Regions from separate parts of the Homo sapiens genome. Here region 2 is linked to region 1. Evidence: chromatin loops called from intact Hi-C (ENCODE). Cell type or tissue: endothelial cell of umbilical vein. All regions are shown on one strand. Each heading gives the region's core, and the rest is flanking DNA. Links, peaks and the distances in the headings are about the cores only.

Region 1 (5,996 bases), core at 690-5,689:
AAGTCCAAATCTTTTATTCATAATTAATTGTGTATTTTTTTTTTTTTTTTTTTTGCCAGAAGGAGACAGGATATCATTTAGATGCTCAAACCAAACTCCTGGGGTGCTCCTGGTTCACATCCATTTAAGCTTTCTTGAGAGCCTAAGAACATTCTTTAGATTTCCTTTGATATGGCTCTCTTCTCACTTTTGGCCAAATTAATAAAATTCACATATTCAACCCCAAGTTAAAGATAAAAAAGAAGTATTGAACTTTTCTGATTCTTTCTTTGTGAAAATTAAATGTTTTACATGGGAAAATGGCACAGGACTTAAAATTTTATCGATCAGGCTATCAACTGGGGGTCCCCAGGTCTAGAGGAACTGGATACTTAAGTCTCAGAATGTTCTTATTGACAGAGTGAAATCAGCTGTGCAACTCAGAGCTTTTCTAACATGGCGAAGTCTTGAATGTTGAATCTTATTCCCCACCAAACCCCCAGGTCCAGAGCACTATAGTTTACTGCCCCTAGATATTAACCAAATTGCTCTTGATCATAGAGCTCCTGTTCTCCCAGGCCCTGTCTAGGTCTCTTGGATTCTAGACCTGCATCTTACGTTGAAGGCTGACATTAGGCCATCTCTTTCTGGGGCCACCTGGACTGACCAGCCTGACTGCTGCTACCTGTGTTCCAATGCGTTATGACCTAAGAACATCCTAGTTTATGAGGTGTTAATGGACTGTTTACACCATTGAAGCCTACAAATTCTGAAATGCAGCGTGGGCCTAATCATCCCACAGTTCATTTATTCTAACCTATTTTAAGACTGGGAAGAAAGTACTTAAAGGAAAACCCGGGATTAGGTCCCTTTTATGTTGATTAATTTCACAGAAAACCTTAGAAACCCCTGTCCTAGCCCACCCAGAATATTTGGTCACCTAACCAAGATGTACATGCCTAGAATTCTCTGTCTCCCATCCTCTTCAAAGTGAGTCAGACATTTCTGCAAGTGCAAAAATACAATAATGTAAAATATTATTTTTAAAAATATATAAAATTATCCTTTCTCTCACTTATCAATTATTAATGCATATTAAAATGTGGTAAAGGCTACTGTAAACTACCCATTGAATCATCAATGAATGACTAAATGAGTATGGATAAACTATATTATTAACAGAACCGACTTTTAAAAATTTTGCTACCAGTTTGGTTTCTAGCATTGAGGACACTGAGTCACCCTTTGCTCTAGAACAGAAGTAGCAGCCAGCATCACTTCCCTTCCCTCTTCTTCCCTTCCTCCTATCTTGAACAAACAGATGAAGTCTGGAACTGTATCAGCCATTTTTTTTTTTTTTTTTTTTTGTAAGACAGTCTTACTCTGTTGCCCAGGCTAGAGTGCAGTGGTGTATGATCATAACTTACTGCAACCTAGAGCTCTTGGGCTCAAGCTATCCTCCTGCCTCACCTTCCTGAGGTGCACACCACCATGCCCGGCTAACTGTAAAAAATTTTTTTAGTAGAAACAGGATCTCACTATGTTGCCTAGGTTGGTCTCAAACTCCTGGGCTCAAGCAATCCTTCTGCCTCGGTCTTCCAAGGTGCTGGGATTACAGGTGTGAGCCACTATGCCCAGCCTTCTAGCAGCCATCTTGTAATCAAGAAGCAAAAGGCATGGAGACAAAAGCCAACATCCTAAAAATGGTAGCGAGGAAAGAGAAAAAGCTTGGTCTTTGATGGCTTCATTGCCCAACTAGCTGAACCAATGCCAGCAACTGCCCACCTAAGGGCTCCTTATTTTGTGGAAAAAAAAAAGAGTCTCTACCTCTTTAATCCTCTAGTAGGTCTTTTGTTATTTGCCATGGAACGTAGGAAAAAGTTGACTCATATGACACAATATGAGAACTCAGAGTTATTTAAACAATTTTGAACACTAAAGTAATATCATCTTATTAGTAGCCCTCACTGGTGACATTGAGGTTTATTTTAGACATATTCTAAGTTAATTATTGTACATACACTTACTTAATGAGAACAATATCTTAGTTATGAAGTTTTACTTAAAAATGGATGGCAACTTGTGAACACATCTAGTATATACAATTTTCTCCTCTATAGAAAACATTTTTTTTATATCGGTGAAGGATTGTTAACATGAGCTAGTTATTGAGACATGCAAAAAGCCTCAGGAGATCAGGATGGATGTTGTAATTGTATTTGTTGAAACAGAATTCAACTTGTAAATATAATTACCCTTGGCTGTTCAAGTGATCACTTTTCATTTAGATTCCAGTCTGGTCCTTAGAACTTGAAAGTGAGATGAAGAGTCGGGGAGAGGGTTTGAACATTGAGAGGCCATAACAAAGAATGAAAAGGTCTGGGGTTGGTTAGTACAGATCGCAGAAGGGTATAGAACATTTAAAATTAGCCTTCAGATCTATTAAGGGATATTGCTCAGAAAATGAGAGCCAGCTGCACTCCATCTTTTATGATGAAAACCCCAAATCAAGTGGGCTTATACTTTTGCATCTAGGAATCAGATTAACCAAAAAGAACTCTCTTCTGGGAGGTGGTTAAATACTGGAGTTGAATATTTAGATAAGGTTTGAGATCTCACCCTCTGGAGAGAGTGGCTTAAATTTAACTCTGGGTCTCTGTATATTCTTAGTTAACTGCCAAATAACAGAGAGGCACAGGATCCCCCTTCATCTCCCAGCCAACACCATTGCTACCATCTCCTCGTTAGGGGCACCCATGGCCTGTAAGGGAGCAGCAGGGAGGCAAAGGAGGTCTAGGTGGCAGGCAGGCCCCAGAGAGCCTTCTAACTGTCAACCCCTAGGGAAGTCCCTCCCTCCCTCAGGTAGGAGAGGCAGCAGTTCTCAGTGGATGCACTGATGTCTGGAAGTCATTAAACAAAACTCAGGCTCATTCTCATCTACAAGAGGGTGGTTTCTGTGTGGTCCTGCCTGAAGCCAGTGGTGAGGACTGACTGATTTCTCCAGGTTGGCTCTATGATTTTATCAACGTGAGTAATTTGTAAGCTCTGGGCTATTTTTCTTTTAGTAAATCTTTCCTAGTACTGAGTAAACATCTTCCTTGGGAGGGAAAACAAAGTATTCCGCTCTTATAAAGTGGTCATGTGCCATACGAGCCTTTAAAAGCATAAGGAGGCTTGGTGCCTGGCTTCCAGTGAAGTGTCTCTTAAGACTGAAGTGCATGAAATAGCTAACTGGCGCCATCTGGAGGGGAAGTGGAGTCTAAACAACAACGCAAGTTTAAAAAACATTGACAATGACGTAAATGCAAAATTTTATAATATTTATTTTATTTACTTTTATTTTTATTTTATACTTTTAAGACGGAGTCCTGCTTTGTCGCCCAGTTTGGAGTGCAGTGGCGCGGTCTCTGCCCACTGCAACCTCCGCTTCCCGGGTTCAAGCGAATCTCGTGCCCCAGGCCTCCCTAGCAGCTGGGACTACAAGAATGCGCCACCACTCCCGGCTAATTCAGAACATTTTAAAAAATGAAATTCCCTGCTTCTCTCTTCTCCTCTCTTTTCAGAATCCATCCAGACTGATCACAAGGGGGCTGGGGCCTCGCGTTCCTATAGAACCTTAACTTCAGATCTGACGTCATATCCAGTGGAGGGTATGCGTCAGTTGTGGAGTTTTACTATACATGACACACTCCGTTATCAAATGGCACGATTTGGCATGCCATGTTAATCATATTTGAAATTAATCTCAGAATTACATTGTCTCAAAGTGTCATCCACTAATCATCTTCATCAGAATCAGCTGGTTTTTTTGTTTTTTTTTTTTTTGACGGAGTCTCCCTCTGTCGCCCAGGCTGGAGTGCAGTGGCGCGATCTCGGCTCACTGCAAGCTCCGCTTCCCGGGTTCACGCTATTCTGCTTCAGCCTCCCAAGTAGCTGGGACTACAGGCACCCGCCACCATGCCCGGCTAATTTTTTGTATCTTTAGTAGAGACGGGGTTTCACCGTGTTAGCCAGGATGGTCTCGATCTCCTGACCTCATGATCCGCCCGCCTCGGCCTCCCAAAGTTTTGGGATTACAGGCGTGAGCCACCACGCCTGGCCAGCTGGGGTAATTTTTAAAACTGCAGGTTTATAGACTTCAGTTCAGGCCCCCTGAATCTGAATTTCTTTCATAGTGCATGGGATCAATTAACTAAATAGAAGTAAATTTTGTTTTTTATTTGATCAAACACAAATATAGTGCTTACTATAGGCCAGGTGCTATTATTAGAACTTCATAAATATTAATGTATTGATGCATTTATTTGGTTTTTCTCAACAACCATAGAAACCTAGGTGTGTTTGTTCTGTTTTGTTTTGTTTTTTTTTTTTTTTGAGACAAGGTCTTGCTCTGTTGCCCAGAGTGGAGTGCAGTGACATGATCACAGATCACTGCAGCCTCGATCTCCCAGGCTCAAGCAATCCTCCCACCACAGCCTCCTGAGTAGCTAGGACTATGGGCATGTGCCACCAGAAAGCTCTACTACACATATCTGGTCTCTTGACACTTTCCTGGCTAGCTAAATATTTAGCTAAATATTGAACCCGGAAGGCAGATCAATAAATCTGACTGAGAAAAATGAGTGAATACTGGTGAGGCAAGCAGAGTTGGGGGTCAAAGGCAGAGACATATTTTAGAATAGGAGAGACCAAAGCACATGTGTAGGTTGAGACAATATGGCAAAAAGAGACAGAGAAAATAAAGTTATAAGAATACGAGGAGATAGGTCAAGGTTTAAGAGAAAATGGCACGTACTCTGGGATAAAACAGAAGAGAAACATTAGTAAATAGCGACATCTCATTCCTTGAATATGGAGGAAACAAGACAAGAAACTAGGCAGATGTAGGTCCATGTATAGATCCCGCTACTTGGGGTCATGTCCAGCCTCTGAAGCTTTTAATTGCTCCCCTCCTATCCCAACCTCTTTCTGACCCATTCTCTGCCTGCAAAAACTTGTGTCCAGTAGCCTAACAACTGTGGGAGTGTGACACCATTGATTGGCATATGGCAATGAACACCCCTAACTTTGGTAACTTTGTTCTAAAGGAGTAGCACTCAAAAAAGTCAAAGCAACATCTTTACTGATTTGTACTTATATTTCTAATTTGTACTTGCAGTGAGTGGGTGAGAACAACTTAAAAAAAATGAAATCCAAGTTCTGAGAGTCTTCCAAAATTGCTCCACAACGCTGGGCTATGGCGGAGGCTGTTTATTTTTTGAATCTGATAATGTTCTGCTTAATCTTCTGAAGTATTTGTATTGAGAGTATTGGTCCAGGAGATCAGATCTTCCACTTCCTCTTCCCTGGGCTCATCTGTGTCATTTTCATATAATGAAGTGTCACTCTTCCACCCCTCCTCTTCTGTTTCATAAATGTCTGTGATGCTATTTATTGCAGTTGGTGACTCAAGAAAAATTTCATCTGTGGTGGGAATTATAAAAAATAGAAATTTAATAGACATAATAAGAAAAACAATAAAAAGAGAAGTGTTCCTGCATTTGTAGGATAATGCCAAAGACCATCTGAATGAATGTGAGCAACCTTTTATACACTTTCTAAACTTCATGTTTTGTAAGTAACTTTATTTGTCAAAAATCATTCTTTCCATTTTGCTCAATCTTTTGATGCTTTGTTAGTTCATTCATTTAGCATATATATTTACTGGGTCTCTGCTAAGGGCCAGTTGATGTGCAAGGGAAAAGCTGCTTTGGGAGCACAGGGAGGGAATCACTGTGTCTAAGTGAAAACTGAGTCGGACTTTGAAACAGGAAGACCAGTTTGTTAGACAGAGAAGGGAGGTCAGAACATGTTAGATAGAAGAAACAGCACACATCGTATAAGCACAAAGGTATGAGAGGACTTGACAGGGTTAGGGGTGATCAGAATGGATTCTCCCGCGCTTCCACTGTGCCAGGTGCGGTGCTAACCCGTCGACAGCTATAATATTATTTAACTCAGACACAACCCTTGTGATG
Region 2 (5,996 bases), core at 439-5,438, 940 kb before region 1:
TACCTCTTACTCTTCTCATTAACCCTATGAGGTGGATAGAGAAGTTATTAGCCTCAGTTTAATTAAGCTTGGATTCAGTGAAAGCCAACAGCACAATGCATATGACATCTGGTCCTTAGATTTCTGCTAAAGTGTTCTCTCTTTCTATGCAACGATGCTGCTGTATCAGGCATATAAAAAGTAATTGTTAAAAAGAATCCTCCAGCCTGGGCAACATAGTGAGACCTCATCTCTACAAAAAGTACAAAAATTAGGTGGGCGTGGTAGTGCCCGTCTGTAGTCCCAGCTACTTGGGAGGCTGAGGTAGAAGGATTGCATAAGCCCAGCAGGTTGAGGCTGCAGTGAGCTGTGACTGTGCCACTGCACTACAGCCTAGGTGACAGACCAAGATCCTGTCTCAAAATAAAATAAAATAAAATAAAAAGTTGGGTGGGTGAGCATGGGTGGATCCTAGGCTGAGCACAGTGGCTCATCCCAGCACTTTGGGAGATTAAGGTGGGAAGATCACCTGAGCCCAGGAGGCAGAGGTTGCAGTGCACTGAGATCGCGCCACTGAATTCCAGCCTGGGAGACACAGGGAAACCCTGTCTCAAAAAAAAAAAAGAATCCTAAAATGTTACCCTGTCTATCTTTCTTCTACCTACCTAAAAAGCAGGGCATCATGGTGGCATCCTTATAACACAGTTACCATTTGTAGAGCATCCCTTATGTGCCAGATATATTACATGCAGAGGAAAAGCCAAAATTGTACAGGCTTGCAAAGGCCTACCCATCTGGGCCCCTGTCCTGCCACCTCTCTCACCTCATTTCTCTGTCCACGTCTCCGTGCCAGCCATACCGGCATCCTTGCAGCTCTCAAGCAGGTGCCCACCCTGGACATTCACAGTTCATATTCCCTCTGCTTTTGCTCCAGATACCCATGTGTATCCTCAGCTCTTCCAAATCTTGGCTCCAGTGGTGCCTTGTTAAGACTTTTCTAACTGTCCTGTTAAACTGCACCTCTACCACACGCCAACACTCCTATTCACCCTTTATTTTCTTTTTGTTTTCCTTCAGAATATTCATCACCATTTGCCATATATGATTTACCTTATTTTTTAAGTGTTTCTATTCCTACCAGAAGTAAACTAAATTAGAGTAGAACATTTTAAGTTCTTGTTTACTGCTATAACCTTAGTGCTGTAAGCGTGCTTTGCACACAGTAAGTGCCGAATGAAAATATTTGTTGAATGAGTAAATATTATCTCAAAAGTAACAATAATTCTGTCAGGTAGGCCTTATCCCCATTTTAAAACTGTAAAAACCAATGCTGGGAAAAGTGAAGTGACTTGCTCAAGATCACATGATAAGTGACTAATCTAGCTTTAAATCAAGTGCTATTTGTCTCTACAATCACACGCCATGTACCACACCATGCTGTCTTCCTCCTGAACAGAAAACTGCAGACTGTGAGAAGCAAATTCTCAGACAGGGAGAAATGCCTGATCCTGATGTCTCTGACAGGCAGCTTACAAAACGACTTGAGAAATCTAAATCTTGTATGGCTTCAGGAACCGCCTGATCCAGTGCTACACGCACAGACCAGATTTTCTCCCCACATACACACAACAAATGTTCTGCATCTTGCTTTTTCTCTTTGGAGATTTTTTTCTTCATATTACATATTACTGTCTCATTCTCTTCTGCAGAGACAGGGTCTTGGTTTGTGCCCTAGGCTGGTCTTGAACTCCTGGCCTCAAACAATCCTGTTGCCTCAGCTTCCCAAAGTGCTGGGAATCATTCTCTTTAATAACTGCAGAGTACAGCATGGTTTAGATAGAGCATAATTTAACCAATCCCCTAATGGTGGACATCCAAGTTGTTTCCAGTCATACTGCAATGAGCATCTTTGCACATGACCTGAAACACATGACTAAGGAAAAGTTGATTCACAGGAATATAGATCCAGAGGCAAGCTGCCTATGTTTGAGGTCCAGCTAAGCCACTTACTTGTGACCCTGGTTGCTTAACCTCTCTGTGCCTATGAAAATAGTAATACCTAATTCATAAAGTCATTGTGAGAAATAAGCAAATTACTATATGTAAATTCCAGAATAGTGGCTGGCTCAGGATAAATTGCATGGCAGGGGGCGGACGGTACTGGGAAAAAATGAAGGCAATGTGGGACTGGAGGTAAAAAGACAAACAGCAGGTTTGAGAAGAAAGATATGAAGGATAAAGATAGATTTGAGCTTTTAGAAAAGGATGAAAGACACACTAGGAGACAGAATAATAATACCACCACCACCATCACCCAACATGAGATTTTCACATAGGAGAAAGTCCTCGGTAACAGAAAAGACAAGAAAGAAAGTAGCATCCTAAGGGGAAATCTAGGTTTTCTTTAATACAGAAAGTGGAGACTTCTGCAAATAGCATGTGTATGTGGCGAGGAGGGTGGGGGAAACTGTTAAGGAAAAAGGATTCCAGAGGGTACGGTGAGGAGGGGAATCAATAATAAAGAAACCGAAGCGGATATAAAAGAAAGGAGAACAGGAGGATGGCTTACCTTCCTCTCAGAAATGAAAGGCAGAGTTGGAAGTGACTGGCCTCAAAGAGTGCCACTTTCAGGGCGAGTGTGGTGTCCTAGACCCAGCAATGGTCACAGAGGCCCTGGGGATAGGCTAAGGCTGCCTCCAAAGTTTGGGGTGCTGTGTCACAGGTCCTGAAAAGGGGCTCTCTCTCACTCTGGTTAGACATAAGGGCAAGTGCTCTACCAAGTAAGTAGTAGTATTTATTCATCTACAAGACTTTTAAAATATGGATACTCAGCCGAGAAGAATGGTCAACACCTACAGTCCCAGCATTTTGAGAGGATTTCACTTGAGCCCAGGATTTTGAGACCAGCCTGGGCAACAAAGTGAGATCCTGTCTCTACAAAATAATTTAAAATTAGCCAGGCATGGTGGTATATGCCTTTAGTCCCAGCTACTCAGGAGGCTGAGGCAGGAGGATCGCTTGAGTCCAGGAGGCCAAGGCTGCAGTGAGCCATGTTCATGCCACTGCACTCCAGCCTGGGTGACAGAGCAAGACTCTTATCTCAAAAAAAGAAAAAAAAGAAAAAGAAAAACATACTTTTCAGCCACAGATCCACTTTAAGGCTTCAGGGCATACAATATGAAATGGTGTCTTAAATGATGGATTCTATAAGGTAGCATGGGAGCTTCAGCATTCTTTAAATTGATCTACATCTGTGTCTCAAGTTGGGCTAAACAAATCAAAGCAATTCAGGTGTACTTCTCACACCAATCAGCCGCCAAGAACAGAATGTCAGATAAGGTACAGTCAGACCAGCACATTTTAAAGCATTTTTAGCTGAGGGTCATTATCCAGCCAGTAAGATCCCCTGTCGGCAGGGATCACTGACCAACTGGAGTAGAATGCACCCTCAAATTTTGTCAACAGGTGGCAGCATTTATAATTTTTCCATTTAGAGAGAATTACAAGTTGAAGTATGCTTTTACATTTACTAAAAGTAACACTCCAAGAAAGGCTTTCTAAATGACTGACTAGCGTTATTCTAGGTTCCTTAATTAGCCCATTCCAAATGTGAATATATTCCATTAATTGTTGAAGAAGTAGAAATGCCAAGAGCTAACGTAAAATAAAGATCATGTTTAAGCATGGACTGCTTGCTTTCCTCCCTTTAGCTCCTCAGAGGGTCTGTTCCACCGCATGCTTTATCATGCTTCCACACCAGACTATCGCTATCCCTCATCCCCTAACCAAGCCTAGAAAAGCTGCTCACTCTTTTCATTCAAACAGCCAATCCAGATTGAAAGCTGAAATTTTATATTTTTAAATTTCTTCCAGAATCTGTCTTGTTATATCACTAATTATGACATCTACAGGTTGTTTTTTTTAAGACCCCCCCCACAAAATATTTACTAAGTGCAGTGAGATATCATTAAATTCCTGACTGGTATTGTGTTCCCAGCAGTGCTGGCCACTGGGCCTTGGCACCTGCTCCTCCCAGCCATGCCAAGAACCCAAGGAAGGGCAGCTGAAGCAGGAGGTGCTGCGGCAACAAGCTGAGGCAGTGGTGGGGAATAGAAAGTAGGACACTTCTGTTTTTCTAATTTGGAGCGCATTCACTCTGCAGGAAGGGTGCAGAGCCAGAGTCCACCACCACGTTCCCAGGCAGCAAAGCAAGCCCTCCGCCTGATGGAAATGAAAGGGCAGTTCAGAAGGGCAACTTCCAACATCCGCCTGGGTTTGGCAGCTTGTGAAAAGGCTATGCGACATCAGCCCCCTTCCTACCTCCATTAAGATCTGGAGCTAACATAGTTGCTTCGGACCGCCCATCTCTTCCCAGTTGTTGAATAAGTAAGAACCAAGTTACAAATGCAAGCCATTGTTCATGACAATCAATCACTGATGATTAGCTTAAAGTTGAAAGCAGGTGGTTGGTTATTCTTCCACAGCCTTCCCTAGCCCAGGAGTTCAAATCACTCACATCACCAACTGGAAGCCTTAGTAGCAAATTAATTACCACCAAAACCTGCTTCATAAAGGCCTTTTCTCTCTCCTATCGTATACTTTCCTTATCTGTTTACACAATGTTTATTTGTACATGTATCAAAGACCTCCATATTCCATGTCATCCAGTTATTATTAACAGATGGTGAAAAGAAGCAGCAGCTGTCCTACTACGAAAAAGTAAAAAAACAACAAATGCCAGCAAGGTTGCAGAGAAACAGGAACACTTACACACTGCTAGTGGGAATGTAAATTAGTGCAGCCACTGTGGAAAGCACTGTGGAGATTTCCCAAAGAACTTACGACTATCAGCAAAACTATTATTGGGTATACACCCAAAGGAAAATAAATTGTTCTACCAAAAAGACACATGTACTTGTATGTTCATCACAGTACTATTCACCATAGCAAAAACATGGAATCATCCAAGATACCCATCAATGATGGACTGGATAAAGAAATGTGGTATATATTCCATATACCATGGAATACTATGCAGCCGTAATAAGAATGAGATCATGTCCCTTGTAGCAACATGGATGCAGCTGGAGGCCATTAGCCTAAGAGAACTAACTCAAGACCAGAAAACCAAATACCATGTGTTCTCACTTATAAGGGGTAGCTAATCATTGAATACACATGGGCACAAAGGTGGGCACAGCAGACAACAGGGACTGCTTGAACCAGGACCAGGGTGCAGGTTGGAAAGCTACCTATCAGGTACTACGCTACCTTGGTGACAGGATCATCTGTACACGAAATTTACCCGTGTAACGAACCTGCACATGTATCCCCTAAACCTAAAATGAAAGTAGAAGGAAAAAAAAAAAAAAAACAGCAGCTGTGCTCCAGATGTCAGCAACTGAAGTTTATGCTTCCTCCTACCACTCTGTGAGCCCCACACTCCCCACAGTGCTGAGAGCTCTAGAACCCACTTCCTGCTCATGGCAGCTTCCTGGGACACTAGTTATAGATCCCAGGGTTTAAGAGATTTGAAATAAGTGGGTCCTGCCCTCAGGAAGCTTATAGGTTAATAGAAAAAGACCCCAAAGCTGAGATGGGAGGACTTCTTGTGCCCAAGGGACTGAGGATGCAGTGAGCTGTGATCGTGCCACTGCACTCCAGCGTGGGTGACAGGGCAAGATAGAGGCAAGAAGGGAGGTAGGGAGGAAGGGAGGAGGAAGGAAAAGAAAGAAAAAGAAAAAGACTTTAAAAACCTAGATATGCTACAATCACTACTTGGTGATCCACTGATAAGCAGAAGATAAGTACTCCAGAAAATTTGGTTTTAAACCACAAGTGTGCATCTTCAAAGAGGCTTAGGGAAATAAAAGATAAATTCCTTTCAGGTAGGAATTCTTGGGGAAATTCCCAAATGGCTTCACTGAGATCCTCTGGGATCATCGCGAGGATTTTTCCTGAATAAAGACACAGATAAAACTGTTACCTTATAACCCTTGTTCTTAAGTAAGTTATAC

The links. A loop is a pair of places that touch in the nucleus more often than their neighbours do. Peaks named below come from ENCODE experiments on the same cell type or tissue, not always from the same donor. Only the 100,000 strongest peaks of a DNase experiment are listed, where the experiment ranks them.
Region 2: it touches region 1 in a loop (28-fold over the local background); 3 of 110 quality-filtered maps call a loop at or near these places.

What each region holds. Positions count from the first base shown.
Region 1 is chr1:64,266,470-64,272,465 of GRCh38, reverse strand. It overlaps UBE2U (ubiquitin conjugating enzyme E2 U), which reads right to left. Exons shown (of 10, transcript NM_001366232.2): 10 at 5,098-5,442. The coding sequence ends at 5,258. Among named protein-coding and RNA genes, the nearest start is that of UBE2U, 66 kb to the right of the region's middle. In endothelial cell of umbilical vein, for the core only: a CTCF peak has its summit at 3,206 (motif pointing left); a DNase peak (open chromatin) is centred at 3,185.
Region 2 is chr1:65,206,910-65,212,905 of GRCh38, reverse strand. All of the region lies in intron 2 of AK4 (adenylate kinase 4), which reads right to left. Among named protein-coding and RNA genes, the nearest start is that of AK4, 62 kb to the right of the region's middle. RefSeq lists an enhancer at 5,369-5,448. In endothelial cell of umbilical vein, for the core only: a CTCF peak has its summit at 3,450 (motif pointing right); a DNase peak (open chromatin) is centred at 3,445; H3K27me3 peaks cover 152 bases.